2 separate regions of the Mus musculus genome follow, and region 2 is linked to region 1. A link is a loop called in an ENCODE intact Hi-C map of the cell type or tissue named here. Cell type or tissue: left cerebral cortex. All regions are shown on one strand. Links, peaks and the distances in the headings refer to the core of each region. The heading gives the core; the rest is flanking DNA.

What was found. A loop is a pair of places that touch in the nucleus more often than their neighbours do. Peaks named below come from ENCODE experiments on the same cell type or tissue, not always from the same donor. Only the 100,000 strongest peaks of a DNase experiment are listed, where the experiment ranks them.
Region 2: a loop joins it to region 1, with 3.0 times the contacts of the local background. A loop is called at or near these places in 2 of 42 quality-filtered maps.

The regions. Positions count from the first base shown.
Region 1 is chr14:33,576,685-33,582,071 of GRCm38, reverse strand. No RefSeq gene overlaps it. Among named protein-coding and RNA genes, the nearest start is that of Ptpn20, 9.9 kb to the left of the region's middle. In left cerebral cortex, for the core only: a CTCF peak has its summit at 2,215 (motif pointing right); DNase peaks (open chromatin) are centred at 1,943 and 2,116.
Region 2 is chr14:33,378,284-33,383,670 of GRCm38, reverse strand. Mapk8 (mitogen-activated protein kinase 8) reads left to right here. Exons shown (of 12, transcript NM_001310454.1): 12 at 1,352-5,387. The coding sequence ends at 1,497. Among named protein-coding and RNA genes, the nearest start is that of Mapk8, 66 kb to the left of the region's middle. In left cerebral cortex, for the core only: no CTCF peak of the experiment used is centred there; a DNase peak (open chromatin) is centred at 2,592.

The DNA.
Region 1 (5,387 bases), core at 116-5,115:
GGCATGGTTCATTGTCCCACAAAGGTCCCATTTAGAGCTAAGCACTCCAAAGTTACTTATTCTCTGCATGTGACCAGTTGTGGTCTCTGTATTTATTGCCATTTAATGAGGAATGAGAGATACACTAATCTATGGCTCTAAAGATAAAAACTTATGGATCCGTTGATCACTATGTGTTTGGTCCAATTTGGCCTTGGTTTGGGCCTTGAGGACAAACCTGAGCCTGGCTGGATTTTCAAGACCTGTTATTCACTTGAGAATGACTCAGCACGACCTACTGCCCTGAATGAGACTGCCTCCGCCTAACTACCACTGATGTATCAATTTCTTATAGGCCCCATGATATCACCCTACACCCCTCATCATCTCACTCCACCCCATATGTCATCTCACCCCATACTTCTATCCCCACCTCCTTGCACTGTCTATATAAGAAAATTGCTGCCACATTAAAGCGAGTTCCTGCTTTGACAAGACTCCCGACCTGGTGTGTTTCTTTTGGGCCATCAATATTTGCCATCCCGCTCAGCCCAGAACAGGCCGGGTTAGACCAGGTTCTCTCCTCTCACCTGGACCTGCCTGCAAAGAGCCGACAACTATGTCCATTCAGCAGAACAATAGAACTAAATTAGATATAAGGAAAGAAACCTAATTGGATTTAAAGTCTGTATCACACAATGAAACCTATGCCTGGGCCAAATTTCCATAGCTGGCATAGTTCTTCTTCATAGTCTCCAAGGCCCATGCTTAAGCTCAAGGTCAGAGCTTTCCAGAGCTTAGAGCCTAGAAAAGCAGGTAATAAAAAGCAAGAAATACTGACACAAACCTAAGGATGGTAATAAACACCTTTAATACCAGCATTCAGGAATTCTATGCAGAAGGATCAAGAGTTTGTAGCCAAGTTGGGGAAGAGATTCGCTGATAAAGTACATGCTGTAAAAGTATGAGGACCTGGGTTCAGATCCCCAGAAGGGAAGTGAAAAGCTGGACACAGTGGCACATGTTTAAAATACTAACACTAGGGGTGGGTGTGGAACTGGCAGGTCCCTAAAGCTCATAGTGAAACTCCTGATCTTGAATAAATAAACAAACAAATGAATGAATCAACAAAAATGAGTGAATGAATAAATACATGAATAAATATGGAACATGAGCTAACACCTTCTTCTACCTTCTATACATGTCCACATACATGTGGGGACATCTACATTAATAATTACATACAACATATATCATACACACACATCACAAAACACACACGCACACACGTGCGCGCACACACACACACACACACAGTGTGGGAAAGAATGTGTCTTAGGGTTTTACTGCCGTGAACAGACAACATGACCAAGGCAACTCTTATAAAGGACAACATTTTAATTGGGACTGGCTTACAGTTTCAGTCCATTATCATCAAGGTGAGAATGTGGCAACATCCAGGCGGACCTGGTACAGGAGGGAGCTGAGAGTTCTATATCTTCATCTCAAAGCCACTAGGAGAAGACTGGCTTCCAGGCAGCTAGGATGAGGGTCTTAGAGCCCACACCTACCATGACACACTTCCACCAACAAAGCCACATCTACTAATAGTATCGTTCCCTAGGCCAAACATATTCAAACCACCACAGTGTTTGTGTGTGTGTGTGTGTGTGTGTGTGTGTGTGTGTGTGAGAGAGAGAGAGAGAGAGAGAGAGAGAGAGAGAGAGAGAGAGAGAAAATGAGACTGCGACTCAGGCAGGCTAGGCTACAGAGTGAATCCCAGACCAGTGTGGGAGCCTGTCATAGGAGAAGAAATGGGAAAATAGAAATAGTGACACAGAAACAGAATAATCCCCTGAGTGACATTTACCATCCACAGCACCCCTGGTGCGAGCCTCTGCTTGGCTGCTCAGTTTATTTTGGGATGGAATTCTTCACAGCCAGAACTAAATATGAGATGATGAGAACCATGAGCTTAAAAGAAGCTGTGTGGCCTCTCTGTGTGCTGCTTTCTTCCTGCCCGGCTTTGAGACACTTGCCATAAAAGACTCTATAAAAATAAATTGAGCGAAGTCTAATTTCAATAAAAGTCCCAGCAGAGACTGAAAACCATTTTATTTAAAGAACAGGAGGACATGCACTTCCCTCGCCTTGGATTCCTGGATGCCTAGTCCCTGAGCCTGGCAGATGGCAGATACCCCATGAATATAAAATGATGGTTCCACTAGGTGGCGACTAACCCATCTACAGCTTCAATGTACCCATTTCTCTGCAAGTGGAAGCTCAAGGAAGGAAACTGTGGGCTTTGCCTGGAGATTGCCACATGAGGGCCTGCCACAAACTCTTGCATATCCACATCCAGTTCTACATATTAACTATAAAATAATGGTACACCACAAAGCTAAATGCACACTGCCAGGTTCTAATAGACACGCTGGACTCAGGGCTTTTGGTCCTATGAGTTACTACTTGGTCAGAGCCAAGCCTTGTGCTTTATAGAGGGAATTCAGATGTTGCCAATTTATTGTCTAGTATTATTTAAACTTAACAGAGTGCAACTTCTTTGTGTTATTCTCCAGTGTCATTCAAACTTGCCCTAGTGTCTTTTTTCCCCCACTGGGCTCTTGCCTGTAACATTTCGGGCTGGTCCACAATGTACCCAGAACAGTCCCATTTCAGCATAAGGCTCACTCTGGCTTACTAATTGCTAGGCCCCATTCTGTATTCCTACCTGTGGGTAAGGGAGCTCTGTAGTCTTGGCCTTTCTCCCTCCTTTCTCCTTAGACACATGCCCTACCCACCAGACTCAGGTTCTGGCACCTCTGCAGTTGTTCAGCAGGTCATTGAGTTGAGTAAAAGATACTCATTGGTTTCTCAGGTATCACCCTGCAGGAAATCACATCTAACTTTATTGCACATGGCCTCCACCCGCTGTGGTAATCACTCACCATGAGGTCTCCAGCAGCCACTGCAGGGCAGAGCTCCTAGATATTTGGCTCAGAAGCTCAGTCATATAGTCCCAAAGACCTGGGTTCTCTCCATCTTCCTGCTCTGGCCTTCATAACACTGATTTCGTTTGGCTGACTCTTAACATTAGTTCTACTCTTCAGGTCCTGGGAAGGCCATCAGAATTTACCCAGTGGGGTGCATAAATAACTACTTGTAAATTGCTTCTATAGATTTCATAGAGGAATGTTTCTAAAACACCCACTCCTCCAAATACCTATATGTCCCCTGAATTAAATACAGTGGTTCATTCTATCACCACCAAGAGGCATTTCTCCGAGGGCCGCCAGCCAAGCATATCCAACAGGAAAAAGAATGTCATGATGCTGAAAAGACCATTCATAGTCTATTCTATCCCTAGTCAGAGCACACTGGCATAGAGAGTAGAAGCAGAAAGAATTTGGAGCCTGTTGATCTTGAACAACTTCTTACCAAAAAGGAGGGTCAAGGGTCAGTCAGCCACAGGTGAGTCTAAAATAAGCAGAGGATTACAGCATCCATCATTCCCGCTCCTGCTCCTCCGATGGCCCTCAGTTGTGCCTACTTAACCTCACATCCAGGCTCCTACTGTTGCTCTACAGTTGATCAGTGTGTGCAGCACATCTATCTCTAGATTCCTTTCTACACAGTCTCTGGTAGACAAAACCATGGCTCTTGTTTCTTTGAGGCCTTAGTAATCACATTCTCTGCAAAAGAGTACAACACAACCTCACCTCTATGATACTCTGCATCTTGGGAAATCTCAAATCCTAAGTGTGTAGAACCAAACCTATCACCAAATAGATTATTCTTCAATAGTCCCTGCGTTAGTCAGCTTTCTGTTACTGTAGCAAAATATCTAAGACTATCTGCTTCAAAAAGAGGAAAGGTTTATTTAGACTCTCACTTTGGGAGGTTTCAGTCCATTATCATTTGGTCTGACTGTATTTGGGCCTGTCTTCCTTTTGCCAATTGTTTCTCTAGTGCATAAAGCCGATTACTCTCTCCAATATGAATTCTCTAACAAACAGCAACTGAGAATCCAAGCTTCTTCACTCATAATCCGCCCCACCCATTGGCTCCTCCTCTACCTCAACTTTCCACTGCCCCATGCCCTATAACACATGACTCTCCTCATTCAAGGTTCACCCCTCTGGTTAGGGTAGACAACTTCTTTTAAGTTTAAAATGTACCTGTTGTTTATATGATGGTTTGTGTACCATCATTCTGGCACCAAAGCTGTGGATATAATACTATTTCATGTGTTCGTATTTCATCTCCTCCATAGCAAGCAGGATCCCCATAGATATCCATACCCACATTCATCATCTCCTTAGCCTATGTACTGAGTGCTCAAAAAAATATATGTCAAGATGAAACAGATACTGGTTTTCCAATATTCTTTTGGTTCCTTTTATCTCCATGATTGCATTCTGCAACAGGCCTCATGTAATAAAGAGAAAGAATTGCTTTAGATAATTTTAATTTGTGAAAAACTGCTACAAGTACCACAGTATTATGTAGACAGACTGGTGAGCAGTCATAGGCAACGCAGATGCAGTCAGTCGATGCAGCTGACTGGCTTTGCCCTTGGGCTATATAGATCTGTAGTTTTCTTCGGGACCCATTCAGACAGAATAGGGGGACAGCCATGGAGTAGTTCAAGTAGAGTTTGGAATTTCCTCACTTCGTTTAATTAAACCTTTTTGTTTTGAAATAAACAACACAGAGGATCCTCTCTGCCCAGTTTGCCCAAATGGTAGCATCTTGCAAAACTGTGATACAATACCACAATGGTGGATGGGTTGTAACCCATCCATCCTGATCAGGTCCTCTCTGATTTTTTTTACTCATGTGTGCTAAATGCCATATAATTTTCTCCTCACAGAGATGCACACAATCACTATAATACCACAGCCAATATTACAGGGTAGTTCCATCATTGTGGGGATGATCCCCTGTTGCCATCTCTCAACACACGCCTTCCCACTCTCCTCTCTATCCTCCTTAACTTCCATCTCCCTTTTCTAGAATGTTGTCATTTTAAGAATCTTGTCCAAATGGCATCAGACATTTTACTGTCTTTTGTCTTACTCAGCATTAAGTTTTTGGAGTTCCATCCACCTGGTTGTGTGTACTAATGGTCCATTCATTTTTATATGGGTTATCAATCTTTGGCCATTTATTTGTTGAAAGGCACAGTTTTTTTTCCTGGTTTTGTGCTACTACCAATAAAGCTACCATGAATAATTATATAAATGTAAACTTTAATTTCTCTGGGATAAACTCTGATGTGCAGTTTCTGAATCCTGTGGTCATTGCATATTTGGTTTTCTAGGGTGTTTTCCAGGTGTTCCTGGATTAGGTTTCTAACTTAGTCTTAGCAGCAGTGTAGAGGTAGTGCAGTTTTTCTACATCCTTGC
Region 2 (5,387 bases), core at 246-5,245, 200 kb after region 1:
ATCCCTTAGAGTTCCTTATTCTTTGCTTTGAAAAGTCTTCAGTTGGAATAGATAAAAACTTCACCACAAAATTTGCTAAATTTGCTATGTGTGCCATCACGTTCTGACGTTCTTTTTAGTACGTTAGTCACACTTGAATACAAGCTTCTGAGGACCTCTTGTCTCTCAGTGTTCTGCTCATCACTGTACAGAAGGGGGACAAGTGCGTCAGCAGAGTCCTGCCTGCTCGGCTTTAGCATCTTGGGGCCCTGAGCACTACACACTGTTTTTGTTCTGTATATGTATTTTTGAGAACTTAAGTTCTTGTACTTCTATTTAGTGAGCTTATGGCTTGAAAGTTGCTCCATCTTGTTGAGATGCTTTAACATGTTCTTCCCTCTGAATGAGGCTTCCCCCTTAAAAGGATTTCTGTCTCTCCATAGGTTTTCCTGGTTTTTGAGCTTTTTCATTTTTTAAATGCATGAAATGCTTGTTCGATACTGCTTTTTCACAGAGAAAAGCATTTTCTCTCTGTTTAGTAAGTTTGTATTTGTTTTTGCCTGGTATTTACCTGGGTCAAAGTATGCCTGAGTTTACCTACTAGGCTGTTTTGGTTACCTGGTAAGTGACACACTCTCTTGTAGACTGGCCACTTGGTTCAGGTCCCTCCTGATCAGATGCTGGTCTTTTTTTTTTTGGTTTTTCGAAACAGGGTTTCTCTGTGTAGCCCTGGCTGTCTTGGAACTCACTTTGTAGACCAGGCTGACCTCGAACTCCACCTGCCTCTGCCTCCCAAGTGCTGGGACTAAAGGTGTGTGCCACCACTGCCCGGCTTTTTTTTTTTTTTTTTTTTTTTAAGATGCTGTTCTTTTGTGTTGGCTTCTACTTTGTAAGATGGACCCAGGAGTATCACTTGAACACTGTGGTTTTTGTGAGACTATCAAAAGTAATTTTCTATACTATTTTAGTTCTCAGGCTGTTTTTAGTTACTTGGATCTTAGAGATCTTCTCTCCAACAAAATGAAGTGTAAGCAGTTTTGTATGTACTCTCAACTCTTTTGGAACACACCCTGAGGCCCATTTATGGATCTTGCTGTAGGGCCATTCTCCATGTTACTTGGATTTTAACTTCTTGTCTTAAACTAAAAATGCATTATGGAAAGGAAAACAAGTATAGGTTTCTAGACATTTTCACAATTCTCCCTTCGTAGTTTGTGTGCATAAGAGAACATTAGTGCTGGGTTCAATACGATTCAGCAACCCGTAAGCCCAGGAGAAGTCTATAGACCCTGAAGGTAGGTAGCACAGGCCAGGCAGCCCGGTCTGCAACTCTCTCTGCAACTGGTTTGCTGTTTTGTTTCTCATAGCACAGGTGCAGCAATGATCAATGGCTCTCAGCATCCATCGTCTTCGCCGTCTGTCAATGACATGTCTTCAATGTCCACAGATCCGACTTTGGCCTCGGATACAGACAGCAGTCTAGAAGCATCAGCTGGACCTCTGGGCTGCTGTAGATGACTACTTGGGCCTTGGGTGGGTGGGAGGGATGGGGAATTGGTTAGTCATTGATAGAACTGCTTTAAAAACAATTCAGTGGTCATATTTTTGAGTGATTTTTCAGAAAATGTAGAATTCATTTTGTAGTAAAGTAGTTTATTTTTTTTAATTTCAAGTGTTGTAATTTAAAACTTAAGTTGTGTTTTTAAACAGCAACAAAACTGTATTGTATTTTTGCTGTAATTAACTGTATAATGTAAACCTAATTATTTTATCATGGTTTAAATTTTGCATATTTGCTTTATCTTATGCTGCTGATTTTTTTACTGAATTTGTAAAATTTTTGTTTATCAAAGCAACTATTATGTGGTGACTTGCATATATCATGAATTATTTAAGATGTTTATAAGTTTTTTATTAGAATTTATTTCAGATGTTTGTTCATGATGCTATCCTTCAGGGTTATGTGCTTATCAATGAAATAACCCCAGAGGAATAAGGGAAAATAACCTGTAGCCAGTTATATTCAGGAATAACTACTGTAAATGATGAACGCATCAAGAAACCTCCAATATTTGCTACTTGCCAATCCCAACTTAGTTAAAACAATTGGTAGGCAACCTTACCTAAATTTTAGCAAACACCTTATCTAATGGCAGAATAACTCAGAGCATGTCTTTAAAGATGCTGGGCACATCCTTCTCCATTTTGAATCTCCTACACCAACCCAAGAAAAACTTAAACTAAGGAATGTGGTATATTCTGATCATCTGTGGCATGCTTAAAGCTTTTGATCACACAAAGTTAAGAGGACACTTCATGAATCTACATTTCCGTGGAGATCAACAGATGCTTCCCCTGTCCTGGCTACGAGCCTGCTTCTGTAGACACTGAGTTAATCTCCTCAGGCTGTAGGTCCTGGCATTGGCCACGAGCCTGGACTTTCCCTGTTGGACAGCTTCTGGCCTCTGGCCTTTCCCAGTTCCTGTTCCTTAGCGGGTCAGTCTGTTGAGCACCAGTTTGTGGTGTTTCTGGCCATTTGATTCTACCTGTAGCATTATCCTGTTTCTACTAGCTGTCAGGAGGTTCCAAAGCCTACTTAAACTTGTGTAGGTGACATTTAAATGAGCAATATGCCGTTCATCTGAAAATAGTAGCACACAGCCATATGTAGGATGTCATTTTCTAAGGACTGTTTCTTCACAGTGAGCAGAGCAGGCATAGTGGTGGTTCTTTCATCTGAGTCTTTGGTTTTTTATATCTGATTTCCAGTATGGACGTTGAGTAGTGTAAGAATGGTGCTGCTCCTGACAAGTGTGTGTTAACTGTTTACATTTTATATCTGCAGAATCCTTTCTCTGTAACTGAATTTTCCTAAGTAAAATGTCATCAAGGTCTCATTATTTCTGAAATGATGTCTATAATGCCCAGGCACCTTTGGTATTATCTGGAACAAGAGGGATTTCATGTAATGAACTGGGAAATGCATACTTCATGAGCTGCAAGGTTGTAGGAAGGAGCCCGGAGCCCCTTGGAGCTCACAATCAGCAGGAGTAAGAGCGGGCACAGCTTGGCAGATTTCTGAAAGGTTGCTTAGCAGGTTCTTTTGTTTTGGTTTTTGGATTTTTCTTCTTTTGGTTGCTTTTTAAAAACATTTAGTGTACAATTACTTTCAAGTAAGCTATTTTAAGTCTTGTTAATGTGCAATACTTAAGATTAAGATATTACCTTTTTAAACATAGCAAGTTTATCAAGATTTCTAGCGTCCCATCTTTTAGTGATTCCTTTTCTATATGTACAACATGGTGCATTTATTTTATTAGACAAGTATGAATTTGAGACTGTTACGCCTCTTGGTTCTAGAAATACAAGGTTGAAGTCAGGATTTTAGCAGAAATTGGAGCATGAGTGTGTTCTTATTTTATATTAGTTTTGCATCTAACTGGTTTTGGTTTTGCCGTGATAAAATGTGTCACTATTGCACTTACCAGCTGATATGCTGTAGTTAGTTTTCTGTGTTTGTGTTTGATTGCTGAGAAGCCATCTTCTTCATTCAGATTTCGGGTAAGTAAGGAATACTAGTTGTTTGATTGTCTCATCTGTTGTAATTGCCAGCTCCCACTTGCCAGCAATCATGTTTCAGTTAAATTTAAAAAAAAAAAAAACAACAAGCTCTCAATGCTTAATGTAAGCTGAAATACCTAACAGAGTATACCTAAAAGCAAGGTCTGTTTGTTAAACATGTGCCCAACACATTAAGATCCACTGTACACACACACACACACACACAAAACACACCACTGTGTTTAAATCTTTTAACATAAATCCTACTGGTACTTTTAGAGTCTTAAAGCATCTTAAGTATTTTTTTAAGAAATTACAAATAACATTTCTGTCTATCAGTACTTATTAAGCCACCCTATAATTTGACTTTTCAATTATATATACTTATGATACCCATTGTCTTACTGTCTAAAAGTTGTTTAGCTGAGAATTAGCATTCCACTTCATGGTTTAGGAAAGAGAGCCTTATTCTTCCTACATGTCTTCCTGGTTACAGGTCTCGTACCCACTAATACATAGTGACCATCTGTAAGATGAGCATGTTGTTGGGATTGCTTTGTTATAGAGCATCTCACTCTTTAATGCTATTTGCTAGTGGTTTTTACTGTGTCATGCCATGCTGCTGATTGCCAAATCTCAGAAGAGTGCACACCAGAAGCAAAGGCCCAGTGTGTTCACACCTGGCTAGTAAGAGAAGCAGTAGTCCCCACCAATACAGAGAAGCTGGTTGTGTACAAAGCTTGCCTGTCAGCCTTATCCCTCAGTTCTGAGCTCATCTCACTTTGTTACCCTAAGACGTGGAGGTAGAAAAGACACTTGACAGGATAGGATGAGCAGTAGGCAAGGGAAGCTGTTTCCTGAGTTACAAAAAGAACTTGGTTTACATTATTGGCCAGTTTCTGCCGCACACATGAAGACATCATCAGTGTTGCCTCAGCGCTAGCCTGCACGGCATTTTGAGATTGAAAAAAAAAACCAACAACATAGTATATTTTCAGAAATACTGTTGTAGTTTGTGAGTGTTGTTCATTAGTCACTCATTAGTGTAGAGTGGATGCATGATGCCCCATGACCCCAGTAAGTCTTACCAGTGAGTAGAATACCCAGCACCGTCTCTCACCCGTAGCCCTCTTCAGCATTGCCTCGTGGCTTGTTGCATTCTAGTGTGCATATTCTAGTGTGCATTGTGTTTCTACTGATCTCTTGGGTGTTTCCTGTGAACCACAGGAGGCACATTTGTCCTAATCGCACGAAAGAAAGATGAAAGAGATAAGGGCATTGAAGCAGAAATGTGTGGTTTGGGGTAAGATAGGAAAATTGTGTCCTAATTAATTTCAAAGTAACTGCTCTTAGGCAAATTGCTTTTAAGGGGAGTCTAGTAAGCAACTTTCTGGGCACTTCTGGTTTAGATTCTCTTCATTACTGAAACTCCTGAGAAATATTACCTGTGGATTAGTTTTGCACAATGTCCTATTCTCACAATGACTTAAAATTAAACTAGGTTTTTATTGAACTACCTCACACTGATTTTCTATGCTTTCCCAAGTAAGCTGTAGCCCTTACTGTTTGACCTTTACTGAGTGTAAATTATAAATGTGCGTTGAATACTTTCTAGCCACTGTTCACAAAATACCAGTAAGCATGTGAAGTGCAAACCTTGCGTCAGTAAGAGACAGTCCCGTGTAGTCTTCCACTGTGTCTGGGGAATTGTGCTGCATACGCTTATTGACATCCTCACTGTTTTTGTAAGAAACCTGCTCGAGATACCAGTCCATGCTTTACATTTTACAGAAGGAGAAAATCTTAGTAAATTTTACGAAGAAATACATTACTTTTGTAGGCCCAAT